Linked DNA regions of Homo sapiens: region 2 is linked to region 1. Evidence: chromatin loops called from intact Hi-C (ENCODE). Cell type or tissue: PC-9. All regions are shown on one strand. Each heading gives the region's core, and the rest is flanking DNA. Links, peaks and the distances in the headings are about the cores only.

The links. Hi-C counts contacts between places; a loop is a spot of excess contacts. Peaks named below come from ENCODE experiments on the same cell type or tissue, not always from the same donor. Only the 100,000 strongest peaks of a DNase experiment are listed, where the experiment ranks them.
Region 2: it touches region 1 in a loop (4-fold over the local background); 2 of 110 quality-filtered maps call a loop at or near these places.

Annotation. Positions count from the first base shown.
Region 1 is chr1:234,970,307-234,978,638 of GRCh38, reverse strand. It overlaps LINC03108 (long intergenic non-protein coding RNA 3108), which reads left to right. Exons shown (of 2, transcript NR_186308.1): 2 at 1-3,898. Among named protein-coding and RNA genes, the nearest start is that of LINC03108, 6.3 kb to the left of the region's middle. RefSeq lists an enhancer at 7,459-7,618 and a silencer at 8,239-8,288. In PC-9, for the core only: no CTCF peak of the experiment used is centred there; DNase peaks (open chromatin) are centred at 548 and 3,308; H3K4me3 peaks cover 1,055 bases; H3K27ac peaks cover 6,330 bases.
Region 2 is chr1:234,653,682-234,662,013 of GRCh38, reverse strand. LOC101927787 (a long non-coding RNA gene) reads right to left here. Exons shown (of 4, transcript NR_125944.1): 2 at 6,550-6,788; 3 at 5,781-5,906; 4 at 1,090-1,880. It overlaps LOC124904554 (a long non-coding RNA gene), which reads left to right and starts at 4,817. Exons shown (of 2, transcript XR_007066950.1): 1 at 4,817-5,063. RefSeq lists an enhancer at 4,242-5,441. In PC-9, for the core only: no CTCF peak of the experiment used is centred there; DNase peaks (open chromatin) are centred at 2,383, 3,693, 4,673 and 6,323; H3K4me3 peaks cover 5,236 bases; H3K27ac peaks cover 6,357 bases.

The DNA.
Region 1 (8,332 bases), core at 27-8,026:
TCATTTGGCAGGGTGACACTATCCCAGGCATAGAACACCACCCGTCACCGCACTGCAGCTGGTGTGGCCTGTGGCAGGTAGCGCTGTCCGCACAGCTGACCTGAGATGCTGCCTGTAGGGGGTTTCAGTTCTGCTTTGTGACTGTGGGCTGCTGTGAGCCCACTTTGGGAAAGGGCTCACAGATGGGGAAGGCCTGGATTTCATCTGGGAGTGCCTCACCTCTCTGCACGGTGGTTCTGCTCTAGGAAAGAGCTGGTGGGCCTCTGTGGGCATGAAGCAGTGGCCACGTTAGTTCCCTAATGATCTCTGCAGCTCCGTGGGAGATAGAGATGGGAATAGGCTGTCAGCTCTGGACTCGGCTTCTGGACTTGGTATGCCTGGAGTTTGTTGAGTCCTCTGGATTCGGGGAGCAGTTTTGATGTTCATTCAATTCATTCATGATTGATCCATCCACCTATTCACTCACTCACCAGGGCTATCATTTCATCATTCAATCACGTTGAGATAATGTCTCTCCCACTTTTTCTCTCTCCTGCCTGGCACAGTGCCAAGCTTCTGCCAGGGCTCTGCACATTTGTTTACATCTCTTCCTGCTCTGCTTTTGTTGTGGTTGAATATCTAACCCCCAGGACCTCAGAATGTGACCTTATTTGGTGATAAGGTCTTTATTTATTTATTTACTTAATTTTTGATACAGAGCCTCGCTCTGTTATCCAGGCTGGAGTGCAGTGGCGTGATCTCAGCTTACTGCAACCTCTGCCTCCCGGGTTCAAGCGTTCAAGTGATTCTCCTACCTCAGCCTCCCAAGTAGCTGGGATTACAGGTACATACCACCACGCCGGGCTAATTTTTGTATTTTTAGTAGAGACTGAGTTTCATCATGTTGGTCAGTCTGGTCTCGAACTCCTGACCTCAGGTGATCACTTCAGTGATCCCAAACTGCTGGAATTATAGGTGTGGGCCACTGTGCCTGGCCAAGTGTGAGGGTCTTTAAAGAGGTGATTAAGTACAAATGAGGTCACGAAGATGGGCCCTAATCCAATATGACTGGTGTTCTTCTAAGAAGAGGAGATGAGGACATAGACACACACAGAGGGAAGCCCATCTGAGGACATGGGGTGAAGATGGCCATTTCCAAGCCAAAGAGAGGCCTCAGAAGAAACCAACCCCGCCGGCACCTACACCTCACACTTCCAGCCTCCAGACCGTGAAGAAGTAAAGTTCTGTTGTTTAAGCCAGTCTGTGGTACTTTGTTATGACAGCCCGGGAAAATGAATACAGCCTCTCAACACGTTCACTGAGCATATAGCCATCTGCAAGTTATTCTAGATGATCTACAGATGAAAGTAGAGAAGTACAGGAAAAGAGGAACGGGAACGAGCTCATCTTTTCTTCTTCATTTTCTCCTCCCAAACCCTCCCTACTCAGCCTCTCCTTACCTCTACCCTCAGCAGAAAGCAGAAACTTAGGGGGAAATGAAACAGAGTGCTCTCCAGCAGATGCCGCCCTACGGAAGCTCTGGAATAGAATGGAGACCCTTCAGTATAGAATCAGAAGCATCATTTTCTTTTGGCTGTCCCCCACTCTCCAAGTTTGTTTTTAGCTCACGTGTATACACACTCACGGCCAGAACACACACATGGCCTGACGAAGCAGCCGCATGTGTGCATCTCAGAAAGACTGGGAACAGGGACCCCAGCTGTTGTGGACACGCTGTGACTGTGTGGCTGGCAGTGTGTTTGCCAGTGTTTGCCAGTCCCAGCTTTATGGGGCATGGTGGCTGGAAAAGGCTGCAATAAAATGATTCTCTGGGGCACGAATTATGTCACTTTTTGTCCTTTGTGTGCAAAAATGATGGCAATGTTGTGTTTCCACACAATTGCTACAGGACTGTCCTTTGATTTATGGCCCTGGAGGATGGCTGTGTGCTCTGATCTCTTTATCTGCAGGAATCACCAGCTCATTTCATTCTGAAATCATCTTGGGATCTCTGGAAACACCCCCCAGTCTTCAAACCTGCTGCGCCTATTAACAAGCCAAGCCCATTTAAAACAGGCTCAGTATGGAAGACTCAATATTCCTCGTTCTTCTACAGTATCTACCATTTTGGATCAAAGACATTTTTCACCACTCAACACAATAATAATCCTGTCCCATTGGTCGTTTTGCAATCCTGGCTTAGTTCGCTGATTTTAAAGGGAACTGGGATTCCAAGAGCTCAGTGTTGACCAACGGGTCCCGTGTTGCATAGTACTGGGTCCCCAGAGGACTTTGGCCAAGATGTGACTGCCAATGTGGCTGCAATCAGCTTCTTTGTGCATGCTGGGGAGTGAAATTTGCACATCACATTCACTTTTCCCTCATATCCATAGTGGTGTTTCTGAAGTCTCGTGGCATTTCTTCATTTAACGTTGATGTTAAAACAAGCTTCCCTTTCTTTTCTATGTCTATTCCAGTGATGTTCTGAGGGCCAGCCCAGCAAGAGTGTCCCAAAGCCTGGGTATGCTCAGCTTCTCCTGCCCCACTTCCTCCTGCAGTGCCTTCCTTTCCTGGCCTCCATTTCTGCCCCTCGGCCCTGCCTTCTTCCTCTTGCTCCCTGCTTACTCCCAAGCAGAATCCTCTTATTTGATGGGACCTAGGGTGTGCCCTACTCCTGAGGTTAGCTGCGTTTTAGATGAGTGCCTCCTGAATATCCTAAGCTTTCAAAATCCAAAGAAATTATCTCCCAATGCTTGAACGGAGCCAAGGTTTTCTACCTGGACTGGTTGGGCAGACAGGTCTACTCTGCTTACTTACATAACCAGGCAAGGTGATCTGCTGGGTTCTAAGCTGCACCCCTTCCTCGGTGTGTGTCTGTCTGCATGTTTGGCTGATGCGCAGACGCCTTCTCAGGTAGGTCTGGGGTGATGCAGGCTCCTATCACTCAAGGGTATGAATCTTGCTGCAAATGGAGACTGATGTGGGCTCATGGTGCCATCTCACTGCCACCTTCCCCTAGCCCCAGAGCTATATTTACTAGTTAGCCAATAAAAACAAACAAATACTACAGGTCTACACGCGTTCAAACCCTTGCTCTCTTCTACGCTTTCATTTCATAAATGTTGGTACATCCAGAGAACGGAACTGAGCCCACAGCCATGTACAAGCTTTTCAGTGACCTGATCACTTCCAATCTGCTCTAGCCAATGAGGATTCAGAGCAGTGACCCTTAGATAAAAGGCTTCATTTGGCATGAGTCATCCGTGGAGACATCCAGCCCACTTGGTCTGTGTTAAGTGCCTGGTTCCTGTAAATATTGACAGTTAGAAACCATCCCAAGAGCTACCATGCAGTGAACTGGAAGGTAATCTACACGAACATGACCACTGATTAGGCAATGCTCATTGTTTGCTAAGATTCAGCCACTGATAAATATCACCCCATTATCTCTCTTCCCAATAGCGGCTCATTTACTTGTGTGTGACTCATAGTTGGTATTTTATGGGGTCTGATTCAGCAAGGAAAGTTTGCTGCAACAAAGAATGACCTCCAAGGCCACTTCAACTTCTAGAATACTGGCTTCTCAACAAGAGTGGCCTGGAAAAGCTAAAGGGGGAGTCTTTATCATCAAGGAACTAAAGGGGGTATGGAGGGATATAGAGCAAAAGAGTGTTTGTCACCAGTCAAAGCCGATGTGTTAAAACCCACTTATCCCCATAGCCACACTTCCATTACAGTTTATCTATGGATGCCAGTGACCTGCAAGAGGCTCCTTCTCCTTGTTCAAGTCACTTTGGGCTTGTTAGCTCTATCTCGAAGAAGGGGCAAGGATAAACCTCTACCCATGCAGAAGCTGATTTTACCTTTTGCTCTTCCTTTCTGACTGCTTAAAATAAATGTATCATTACCTGAATGTCTACTGATGCTTTCCAGTGGTTTTGACTGCTTGGTTTATTGAGCTTTACTATGTGCAGGAACTTTGCATTGAACCCTAGTCTTTATGAATGCCCTTTGTTTGTTTCCTACATTTGCTGTGGGCTGAGGGTCAGAATCAAGCTTTTCAATAGGTGGGTTTTGAACATGGGCCTTTGGCAGACTGTGTGCAGCTGAAAAGCGCTGTCCTGAGCTGAGGGTGAGCGCGCGCGCGCACACACACACACACACACACACACACACACACACGACCATCGCCCTTTTGCATAATCACTTGGATTTACTCTGTGTTGCCCTGAAGTAGGGGCTCTGCTTGTGTGGACCTGTCTCTCCATGCAGGCCAGCACAGCGCCGTGAAGGAGGCATGGATTACCTTAATGGGAGCCATCTCTTTGCCACTATCTATGTGACTTTGGGCAAATTACTTAACTGCTTTAAGCTCAGGTTTCTTATTTGTAAAACAGGAATAATGATACCTACCTTGACGGCTAATGTGAGTAGAGGTAATGTATTTAACACACATGGCTCATAAAAATGGCTCAATAAATTGCAGTGATCTTCAGCACCAAGCCACTGTAAACATTGTTTCTGCCAACAATAAAAAGCGGCCTACCAGAAGCCAGAAGTGCTATAAACACTGTATTAGCCCATCAAGGAGGTATTATTATCCAAGGCTTGGACTCCAGCTGGCCAGGACTAGAGAGCATGCACTGGCTGTTACCCGTGCCACCTTCCAGGGACACTGGAGGTCATGACTGCGTGTGTGTGTTTAGGGAGGCTAGCAACTTGCTGTGTCAGGTGGCCACGAGGGCATCTGCTTCATCTTTGCCCCCATCACGGGAGCACAGACTGGTCTGTGTGCTGTTAGCCAAACAGCTTCTCAACGCCCTTGCTAAACCACCTGGCAGTGGCTAAGGGCTCTGTCTTTTGTTCAGGTTGATCACACACCTGCTGAGTTGCAGAGTCCAGTGCGTTCTGGAGCTTATTCATATTCCATATTTTTAATGGCATGCCCATGGGTGGGTAATAGGAATCCAGTCTGTTGGGATGTATGGGCATGGGGGTCCAGGGTCCGTGAGGAGTAGGCAAGAAGCTCAAGTTGACAGCCAACTCCACTCTGTCCTGGTAATCAGAGGGCAACGAGCTGTGTTCAAGCAGAAGCTCCTCCTCCAAGGTCCCTCCCACCTCACCCCACTCCACCTCTCAGGGAAACATCTTACATGAGAGGGGGATATTTCAAATGATGCCCCTGGAGGATTATTTTTATTAAATGTACACCTGTGGTGTCAGGGCTGTAATAGCATGTTTGGAAGAAAGAATAATTCAGTAGAGCAATGGTGTAGACCATGAAGGAGGGAGAATTCCCCTGAAGTGACCAAAAAATGACTAAGGTGCATTTCCAGGAGAGGAAACGTGAGGTGGAGGAAAATGATCCCTGTGACGATGTTGAAAACAGAGCCTGCTCAGCCTTAATAAACCAGAGCTGCTGCGAGGCACCAGCGCTTCAGTTGGGTCAAACCAAAGTTTCCTGCTCTTCTCATAAAGGTGAGAGAAGGTCCGTGGAGGCCACCAAGGACAGGCCCGTTGGCATCACTCTGGCTACCTCAGTCCCTTAATGTCCTGGAAAACTGGAGTCTGCTTCCTCAAGAGCCCAGCGGTTGCCCAGTAAGGCTGGGGCCGGAAGCACAAAAGAACCGCCCTCGAAGCCTAGGGATGCCAATTCTTCCCTTCCCTCCCGCAGTTTCTGCGGGAAGGAAGGAGCAATGGGAAGGAGGTGGCTAGGCCAGCTTTTGCTGCCTGGGATCAGAGCCATTCCACCCTCGGCCCCCTCAGGGTCTCTGCACGGTAAGTCAGCAGGAGAGCAATTGTCTCCTCTCAACAGTGACCGAGGCGGGCAGAAACTACAGTGGAGGTCAGACTTAGGCAGGCAGGGCCACTAAAGAACCCACTTTGCCAGCTTGGAGTTACACATGGGTTGCTCTTGGTTGGATACATCTGCTTCAAATCTTCCTAAACCCTTCAGGTCCAGGATTTTCTTCTCTGGTGCCCCAAAGAGTCGACATACCCTTAACCTAGTTCCTACTTCCTGGGGTTGCTATGAGAACCAGCCGAGATGATGTGTGTCAGACACTCACCGTGTCCAGCACGTGGCAAGTGTTCAAGCTCGTTACCGAGTGTCATTATCATCAGTCATCATGTCAGACTCCTGGTTTGGGTTTACACTTTAGAAGTCTGTTCTCTTCCAAACTGATCCAGCACCAACCCCATCCACCCCCGAGAAAGTTTCAGCTCCTTTTTGCTTTGTTTTCTAAACCAATTCATTCCTGTAATTCATTCACTTGCTCATTTGTTCATCCGCCCAATCCTTATTACATTGGTGTGAAAGTAATCACGGTTTTCACCATTACCTTTAGTGGCAAAAACCCCAATTACTTTTGCACAACCTAATAAATATCTACTGTGTGCTACGCTCTTATGTGCTTATGATGCTGCTATGCACCCATCCCTCCCCCAATACACACACACACACACACACACACACACTTTCTTTTTCAGGTTCCAGGTCTCATTTCTGAGTAGATTCATGTGACCTTGCTCCATTTTCTCGTGCGTGTATTTTTTTCCATGGCAGATACGCTTTTCACATGAACCTGGTGTCTGCAGCATTTACAGCATTTAGAAGCTTTGGTTTACAAAGTGCTCTAAAGTTTACACTTTAGAAGTCTGTTCTCTTCCAAACTGATCCAGCAGCTCTACCCCCATCCACCCCTGAGAAAGTTTCAGCTCCTTTTTGCTTTGTTTTCTAAACCAATTCATTCCTGTAATTCATTCACTTGCTCATTTGTTCATCCGCCCAATCCTTATTACACTGGTGTGAAAGTAATCGCGGTTCTCACCATTACCTTTAGTGGCAAAAACCGCAATTACTTTTGCACAACCTAATAAATATCTACTGTGTGCTGTGCTCTTATGTTATCTGCTTATGATGCTGCTATGCACCTATCCCTCCCCCAATACACACACACACACAAGCACACACAGACACAGAGGTTCTTTTTCAGGTTCCAGGTCTCATTTCTGAGTAGATTCATGTGACCTTGCTCCATTTTCTCGTGCATGTATTTTTTCCATGGCAGATATGCTTTTCATATGAACCTGGTGTCTGCAGCATTTAGAGGCTTTGGTTTACAAAGTACTCCCTGTTCTAAGGTTCTCTGATGCCCTTGCTGTCTAGATCAGGGAAGGGATGAGGGGGAAGCCAGTACACCCCACATGGAGAAAACCAGGCCTATGTGTACTCTGGGCCCCGCTCCTTTCTCTGCCTGCCTGAAACCACACTTGCAGTCAGCACGTCAGAACCCGCGAGGTCAGGATAGATTCCTGCTTTTAAAGAGCTGCCTGGGCAAAGAATGTGAGAGTCACATTACTCTAGAGACCAAATGGCAATTCACAGCCACAAAGGGAGTGGCCCACTCCACCAATCCTCACCCTGTGACTGTCGGGCCAGACCCCTAGGGTGTCCACGGCTGCCCCTGTTGAAACAGTGGGGCTGACAAAAGCAATTTGAAGGGGAAACAAAAGTACTGCAGGGTCAGGTTACAAATGTTTGCCTAGACTTGGAATCCTTATTCTAGAAAGTTCTATGCTAACCCATGGGGGCAGCTGTTGCTGCCTTTGATGAGTAGAGAAAAACAACTCTAGCTGAAGGGGGGTGAGGGGGAGCAGAGCCAACAGAAATCCTGGCTCAGCAGTCCGGGATGGGTCCCACAAATACAGTAGCCAGGGAGCAGGGCGCATGCTCTCCAGGATCCGATTTCAGGCCAGCTGGAGCAAGAATGTGTTCTTCGCCACAGGAAGAATGTTCCCTCAGACAGAGCTGCTAACCGGGCAGGATGGAGGGAAGACCATACCGCCAGTGGTGGTGACTGCACTTCCCAGCAGCCTTTCCCCCTTCCTTTCCTGGGTAGCATGTATTTTTGTGTTGCCAATTTACCCACCTCCCACAATACTCTTCATTTTTTAAAATGTGGGAATTTTTCTGAGCCTGTGAGCTATGTTGCAAAACTATGAGCACATTTCCACAGTTACCCTATGTCATCTGTCTCTTTGACATAAAGAGGGAAGGAGGAGGGTGGAGAGGGAAAAGGAGGGAGAGAGGGAAAGAAGCAGAAACGCGAGAGAAACATTTTGCTGACGTCAAAGAAGACCACACTCTACAGGATAGCATTACTTGTACCTCAACCACCCACTCTCTCTAATTTACTAGAAACCAAACGGACTGTTTAGAAGCCCTCAGCCTGGCAGTCTGGGTTGGGTTTTTCTGGGGGGTGGGTTGGGGCGGGGGTTGTTTTATTTTTTTGCTATTCTCCTTTGACCAAAAGGGCCATTAATTGTTGGGAGTTTGAAAGCTACCTGATTC
Region 2 (8,332 bases), core at 107-8,106, 320 kb after region 1:
TCTGGTTTCTTTGCCAAAAACTTTCCATGGTTCTTCTCTGAAGACCGTCCAAACCTTCAGCCTGACTTTCAGAAACATAGAAAGGCTGGTTTAAACCTAGCTTTGCCACCTTAATGGCCAATGAATGGCACCCGCCCCCAAAATGGGCTCTGCCATAGTGAGTGTTCACCTCTCTGGAGCACACCTCACGCGTGTCCTCCCACTCCTTTTTTATCACCATGGCCAAAACACCCTCTCATCTTCGTGTTTCCTAATTTCACTCTAGTTCTCCCTCAACTCCCAGCTCCAGTGCCATCTCCTCTCGAAGTCCTTCCTTCCACCCCAATCAGCTTCTGCAACCATCCGTGATCCTTTGCTACTTCTGGAACTTCTCATGTGTGTATATCTCACTTTGCTAATTCAATGTAGGTAAGCCCCCCTCCCTGTCCTGCTGCACATGCACTTGGACCTAGGAGCTCCCCAGTAAGAGCTGCTGACTGGCTGATGTAGGTCATGTGCTGCCGTGGAGGTGACTGTGCTGGGTGTGCCAGTTTTGGTTACCGGGCTGTGGATGCGTGTCTCACACAGGCCGCACCTTGAAGGGAGGGCCCCTGAACCTAAGCAGGAGAGGTTCAGTCATCCCAGTCCTCCCCCAGCTGCTCTGCCTCTGCTTCCTGATCGCCTGCCACAGGGCACTGGGTGGACTGCCAGAAAGACCCTGCCACAGCTCGCCCAGGAACCAGGACAGACCCCGGTGGACGAAGGGCCCCGCACCTTGCAGCCAGCGTCCTGGTGCTCAGAACAATCCAGGCATCTTACAGAACACCATGGTTTGCTCAATCTGTAGGCAAATAGTTACTGTCCATGGGAAAGTATTAGGAACCAGAAAATCATGTTTGTTTTCCTTCTCATTATAAACTTTCAATGGCTCCCCTCTGAATACCATCTAAAGCAGTAAGTAACCTGGTATTTGAGACCTTACACATTTTTATTCAAATCTGTCTTTCATTAATGGGATACTGGCCAAGGCCACCCAGCCTGTACCTTTTACTCATTTATAAAGAAATGGAAAATTCCTTACTGAATGAGTGAATGAATAAATGCATGCAATGGTGGTTGTCTTACACTTTATATAACACGTCCTCTGGATTTACTAATAAAAAATGCTGTAGGCCTCTTCCAGCGGCTTTCCCTCATCCTGGTCTGCATTGCAGGGGCTGTGGCTGCAGCCAACACTGAAGACTGCACGGCACCTGAGGAGACCAACATCTTGTCTTTCAGAGACGAGGGTGATGTCATGAGTCACTTCTTGGTCTTTCCCCTCTCTCTGCGCATGTGGTGTCAGCCGTGGTGCCTGCCAACCCGAAGACAGGACTTGCTACATACGTCAGCAGTGGAAGAGAGCCGAGTTACCCCGAGTTACCAATGGCGAATCCCTATGGGTCCACAGCAACTTCAGTCCTTGCCTCCTCAGAAGAAAGAATTCGACTGAGGGGCGTTAAGGCAGAAAAAGAGAGCAAGTTTCAGAGCAGGAGTGGAAGTTTAGTTAAAAGGCTTTAGAACAGGAAAGAAAGCAAAATTCGCTTGAAAGAGACCCAAGCAGGCGCCTGAAGGTCCAAGAGAGAAAAGAGAGCACAAGAAGACAGTAAAAAAGAGGGTCTTTAACCTTGATCCTGGGACTTCATAGGCTTGCCTCTTTCCCAGGATTCTTCCCTTACAGGGTGGGTTTCCCGCATGCGCAGTGCTCGCCATACCGTTTGGAATGGAGCATGCGCAGTGTGTTTAGGGAGGTCCACGCAGGCCCCTCAGGCTTTCTTCCCTTTTCTGGTGGAGTGGTCATCAAACGTCATCATTTTTTGTCTCTTAACACGCATGCCCAGGAAGTTGCTTCTCCCTGGAGCCTGCATTCGATTAACAGTTTGATGTTAACAGGTGCGGACCATCAGGAAATGGTCTCTTCTGGTGCGGTGGAATTGTCATTTTTAGAGAAGCGATGCGATCATTGCCGAATCATCACCCGAGATTTCTAGTGGGTGATGGAGAGACCTCTCTTCTGCCCCTTTCATGCCTAACTACCTGTAATACATAGAGGGGGCTTGGCTGGGACTTTGGAGTGAATTCAGGGAAGCTGGCCGTGCACAGCTCGGTAGACCACTGAGGATGAGACTTGAGGGTCTCTGGGCCTGCCGGCGGCCCATTGTGGGCAGATCAGTGCGAGGGATCCTCACACTCCGGCTATTACAAAGCTGGACCTTTACCTCTGCTTAAGCAGAAAGAGGCCTGAGCGGGTGACTCATTCTCACTCATCAGAGCATCCGCAGGGCTCCAGCCCTGCCCCAACCTCCCTGTGTCTACTGGGACAGCCTCAAGGCCAAGGGAAGGAACTAAGAGGAAAAAACTCTAGTTTTAAAAACTGAACAGAATTGAGGAGGAGCCTCCTCAGGACCGGTTCTTTCCTCCCCCACTGGCCTCTCTCACCTGCCACCATCAACTTTTAGTCCCTTGAAATGTTCAAGCTGTTTGTCATTCCCTGGGAGCAGCTAGTCCACTGAGCTTCTGCATTTGGGGCTGAGTGACAAGAAATCAAAGGGACGAAATGGGCCAACTCCCTAATCTTACCTCCCTGCATTAAAGTGGAGAATATATGGGAGTAAATAAATGGAAAATACACAGTCAGTTCTTTACCATCACAGTCAATAAGGCAGAATCACTCCAGGAGGAAATGCGGTCTGGGGGACTTCCTTCATCTGAGACACCTAACCTGGGGACAGCTCGGCTCTGTGTCCCACCTCTGCCACCACAGACTCTCTGCCCACTCACTTCTCTGTATTCCCCAAGATCTGGGGTGCTTCATTTGGGTTCCTGGAGAAAGGAGAAATATTTTCTACCTAGAGTGAATATATCTGGTGTCCTTCCAAATAGCTGCAGCCCATGCATTTTTAATAAGAAGGAAGCCCTGATGAATGTCACAAAGCCAATAAATGTGGCCACCACCACGGTGGAGATGTCGTTATACAGCTGTAAAGTGCCTGCAATGTGCAGGGCAGAGCAGAGATTAGACATGTTGCCCACCCAGTGGGCTGATGATCAAAGTGCCTGTGTGTTTCTGTAGGCATTTCCAGTTCAGTTTACATTTTAGAAGAAAATAAATACACTCAGACAACCATCTCCTGTTCTTCTTCTCCCTACCCTCCACCTTCGATAATGGAATAAACTTTTCCCTTCCCCCTCCCTTTTATACTAAAACAGTTCCTTGGAGGTATCAGTGGGGCTGCTTAGGGGCAAAGGCCGCGGATCCCAACTCTGCACCTAGAAACTGGCTGATCCTTGTGACCCGGTCAACTGGGACCCAGTTGCAGCCAAACCTCTCTTCACTCGCCAGCAAGACCTGCAATTGCTCAGTTTCATCCCAGATCCCAGTGGTTCTAGCTAGACTCAGGCCAAAGACTACTTGGGCCTTGTGATGAAAGGCCTTTGGGAAATTAGCACTTTTCCACTGGATTATTGGAGCTGCAGCAACTTGCCTACCTCTGGGATTCTGTTCAGTGCCTGACATCCTGAAGGTTTGCCTGGGCTCCTCCCAGCCCTAGTCTAATCCTGAATGAGCTGGCACTGGCTGGGCAGCCTGGCCTCACCTGGGATCCCTGTTTGGCTTGGCCTTTGTCAAGGAGGCCAGGAGCCTGAGGAACTAGAGGATTAAGCAACAGCTTCCCAGGGGCGAATTCCTGCCTAGCGCCTGGTATCTGGTTTCTGAGCCAAGCAAGGGTGGCTCTGTTTCTGCTGATTCCTCATCGTGGTTGCATGCTACATCCTGATTCTCTATTCCTGCCTGGATATTCCTCCCCAGAAGGAATTAAGTCAAGGGCCCTGAGAGCTGCAGGCCCAGATGTAGCTCTTATATGCAAACACTTCCACTTCTGAATTCTCAGAAGTTACTAAGACCCCTTAGAGCCATGCTGGGGTCCTGTTAGCTCTTCCTCTGGGCCCAACTTAATTGACTTGGCCCGGTGTTATTTTAGACACCCGAAATAGGCAAGTGCTTGGTATCAGGGTGGTTTAAATTTCAGAGGGGCATGGCATGGCATGGCATGTTTGAGGCTGGGACTTATAATGCACAGATAAGAGCCTTCTTTGTTGCTCTAACAGTTTTGCTCATCTTTACCCACCATGTCTCAGATCACCCTGTGGGTGTTGGAGAGTTATGTCTGATTGTTTTTGCACACAGGTTGGAAATGTATGAAAGATAGACTGAATTTCTTGCCTCCTTCCCTAGAGCAAACCTAATAGCTCAGACTACAGCAAGCTGCTGATGTTCTATCTCTGTGAACTAGGAGGTGATAAGCTGAGGAATGCCTGCTCCTATCCCCATTTTTACCTGAGATCCCAGAAACTGGCATGCCCCGTACGCCCTGGGTTTGCCAGGTACAAACCTGTTTAAGCCTGTCCTGTTATACACATGAAAACACCCCCTGCTGTTCTCGAAAGTGAAAGCTGGACAATGAATTATGGAGTTGCCCTGTGTATAGAGGACATCCCATTCATTCTAGCTGTGTTCTTTCCAGACTACAGAGAGCATGTTATGGCTGGGGAAGTTAGGGCTGAGAAAGGGAAGTGACTTGTCTACACTCACATAGTGAGTCAGTAGCAGAACCGTTTAAGAGAATCCAGGGGCTTTGACTAATGTGCTACTCACTCCTGACACCACCCTGGTAAAGGGAGTAGAAAGGACAGGAATAGGTCAGTTGACAACATGTGGTGGAGGAGAGAAGCCTGCGTGCCTATGCATGTGAAATGACGTTAGAAGGCTTCCAAAAGGGCGGGTGCAAAATAATATTGCACAGTGCAATTGATCCTTAGTGGGAGCTCAGGAGCTGTTGGTTGATGAGTGAGTTGATAAGCTACAAGTGCCCACAGGGAGAAGGGAAACATCAAGCAGGATGACCAGGGGGTGCTGCAGAGAGGAAGCAGTGAACTGCCCGCAGCTGGCTGAGCCTGAGCCTGTGATGGGGCCAAGGGTGTGCTGGCACCGTATGGGCGGAAGGACCCGGGCTACCTCTAAGTCTACTGAGGCGTTATTTACCAAGGTGAGGGTTGAGCTGGATTCCGAAAAGGAAATCTGGTAAGGAGAAAGAGGCGAGCCCAGCGTGAAGGAAGGAGGTGTAGGGAGAGTGGGCAGACGAGACGGCCTGGGGCAGAGGGAGATGGAAGAAAAGAAACAAAGAATGTCTGCCCAGCATCCTCATTTTTTTGGTTTTCCGGGAAAATGGTGAAACTCTTGCAAGTGGCGATTACAGAGGGCGGGAGTAGGAGAGAAACCACAGTGATTTTTTTTTTCAGGACCGAAAAAATGTTTTCCCCAAACTAAACAAAGTCAGATTGAGAAATGCAACGTAGTACCTTAGGGACCTGGTGGCTCATTGCTACGTCTTGCCACAGGCGCCGGCCTCAGATGCTCATGGCCGCCTGGGGAGGGGAGGAGGACCCTTAAACTTTTCAAGATCCAAACAGTCATGGTTCTCTTTTTGCAAAATAGTTTTTGTCAGCCTCTTGTAGATAGTGGTGGTCGCACCTTTTGTGAACCACAGCACGACATGTGCCTGGATGCCTCTTCCCCACCTGTTACCTGCCCAGGGAGCCTCACCTGCCTCTTATAGGACAGCTTCATAGCCTGTGACTTCAGTGTGGTCCTCTTACACGGAAAGCCCCCAGTGATGGCTGGTGTTGTTACCTAAAAGGTCATTTCCCTCAGATGACACCAGTGCTTTAGGATCATCAAAGAAACAAAGGAATCTTATACTTACAAGATGAAACTCTGCCTTCAAAAAGGGAGATGCGGCCAAATTCTTCAGGAAAAACCGGAGCTGGGGCCTGGGTGGTCTTGCTGGTATTCCTTCTTTTGTGATTAAATGAAGCCATTCATTTCAGAGCTGCCTTAAAAAATGTAGGAGTCATTCAACCTTCTTCAGCAAATTATACTGATTTTAAATGAACAAAAAAGTCAGCGGCCCTATTCACACACCCCCACCCCTCCCCCATCAGAAATAATGTATCTGATGATGAAAATTACCAACAGCCTGAAAAGAAAAAATCATGGCAACTTCTCAGTTGCACATCGTACTTTCACATTTCTATTTATGTGAAATTCTTATTCTCAACCATCTGATTTTTGTTAACGTTAGGGATCTAGATCTAGTCAGGTCTTGTGCCTGCACACCCCTTTAATTAGCGTGATAACTCAAATTGCTTTCTAATTGAGATGGCTGTGCTTCTGATTCTTATCTGTGGAGCTGGAGGCCTTGGGGCCACCTGCACAGCCCCATTGGCTGAGATTTTATCTGCTAGCACTGCCCTCTCTCCCAGGACTCTGCTGGTCAGGGGCTGAACTCTGAAGCTTCTCCAACCTCAGGTGGAAATCTGAGTTCTTGCCCAGCCCAGAATGCTGGGGGATCTCAGCAGCCTGCCTGGGCACACAAGAGGAGTGGGTGCTGAGCTGGCACAACAATTCTATCCTCCTGTCCTCACCCTGGGATTTCCGATTTGCTGCAGGGTGTGGGAGAACCCAGCTCCCACCTCTGCTAGCTGTGCATAATTACTGAGTGGGGAGGGCATCACTGTCTCAGACAAGAATGAGGGGCTGGCCCACAGTCTCTGCACTTCTCAAGTGGTCTCCGGAGGCACCCGAGGTGGCTGGCTACGATCCTGGGACCTATGTAGTCACTGGTGCCAGTGTCCATGCTGATGACTCTAGCGGCCACCTCTGTCCAGGCAAGGGCTGAATCCCGGCACCAATGTAACTTTTTCCAAGCAGCCTAGATTAGGCAATTGAAAAAAACAAAAACAAATTTTATACTGAGGTAAAGGGACCTTCAGTATAATCCTAGCTTTTATCACATAAATAGAGGTAGGGGGTACCCACCCCACCAAACCAAAAGGATTCATGACACAGTGCAAAGTGCCATGTGCCTTCACAAAGAGAAGGGTCACGTCAATATCAACTCCTACAGCGATTCAACTCTACAGAGACAAATGGTGTTTTAAAAATTCCATTTTATTCATTGGTAGTTTTTCCCTTTTTAACAAAATTGTCTATATTTAAGGCATACAACATGATGTTTTGACATATATATACAGAGTGAAATCGTTACTACAGTCAAGCAAATTAACATATTCATCATCTCGCAGTTATTTTTTGTGTGTGTATGATAAGAACACCTAAAATCTACTCTCTTCACGAATTTCCAGTATACAATATAATATTATTAACTATGCTGTACACCATACCTTTAGATTTATTTATCCTACATTTGCACCCTTTGACCTCTCCCCACTTCTCCCTCTCCCATCCCCAGTAACAGCCATTCTACTGTCTCTTTTCTACTTATTTAACTTCTTTTTTAGATTCCACATATAAGATGAATCACAGTATTTTTCTTTCTGTGGCTGGCTTGTTTCACTTAACATAATGTCCTCCAGGTTCATCCATGTTGTCAAAAATGGCAATATCTACTTTTTAAAGGCTGTGTAATATTCCACTATATGTATATATATGTGCATATGTGTGTGTGTGTGTGTGCATAAAAGCATACTGATTAAGGAAAATGTTCAAGCCATACTGGTCTGTGGTCTGAGTTAGACCATGATTGTATCCTTTCCTTTGGCTGACCTTTACAATCCCTCAATAAGTTGTGCTAACACAGGGAAACTGCTTTTACCAAATCCCTGTGATGAACAATTTCTTTATCCATCCGTCAGTTGATGGACACTTAGGTTGCTTCAATATCTTGGCTATTGTGAATAATACTGCAATGAACATGGGAGAGCAGGTATCTCTGTAAGGTACTGATTTAATTTCCTTTGGGCATATATCCAGCACAGAGATTGCTGAGTCATATGATAGGTAGCTCTATTTTTAGTGTTTTTTTGAGAACCCCCTGCAATTTTTTCCATAATGACTGTCCCGATTTATATTCCTACCAACAGTGTATAAGGGTTCCCTTTTCTCCGCACCCTGTCCAACACTTGTTATCTCTTCTTTTTGGTAATAGTCATCTTGATGGATGTCAGGTGATATCACATTGTGGTTTTGATTTGCATTACTCCGATAATTAGTGATGCTGAGCACCTTTTCATACACCTGCTGGCCATTTTTATGTCTTCGTTGGAGAAATGTCTGTTCAGGTGCTTTGCCCATGTTTTAACTGGGTTATCTGTTCTTGTTGTTGCTTTTGAGTTGTGTGAGTTCCTATATATTTTGTATATTAACCCTGTATCAAATATCATGTTGGTGCAAAAGGAATTGTGGCTTTTGCCATTAAAAGTAATGGCAGAAACTGCCATTAATGCCATTAAAAGT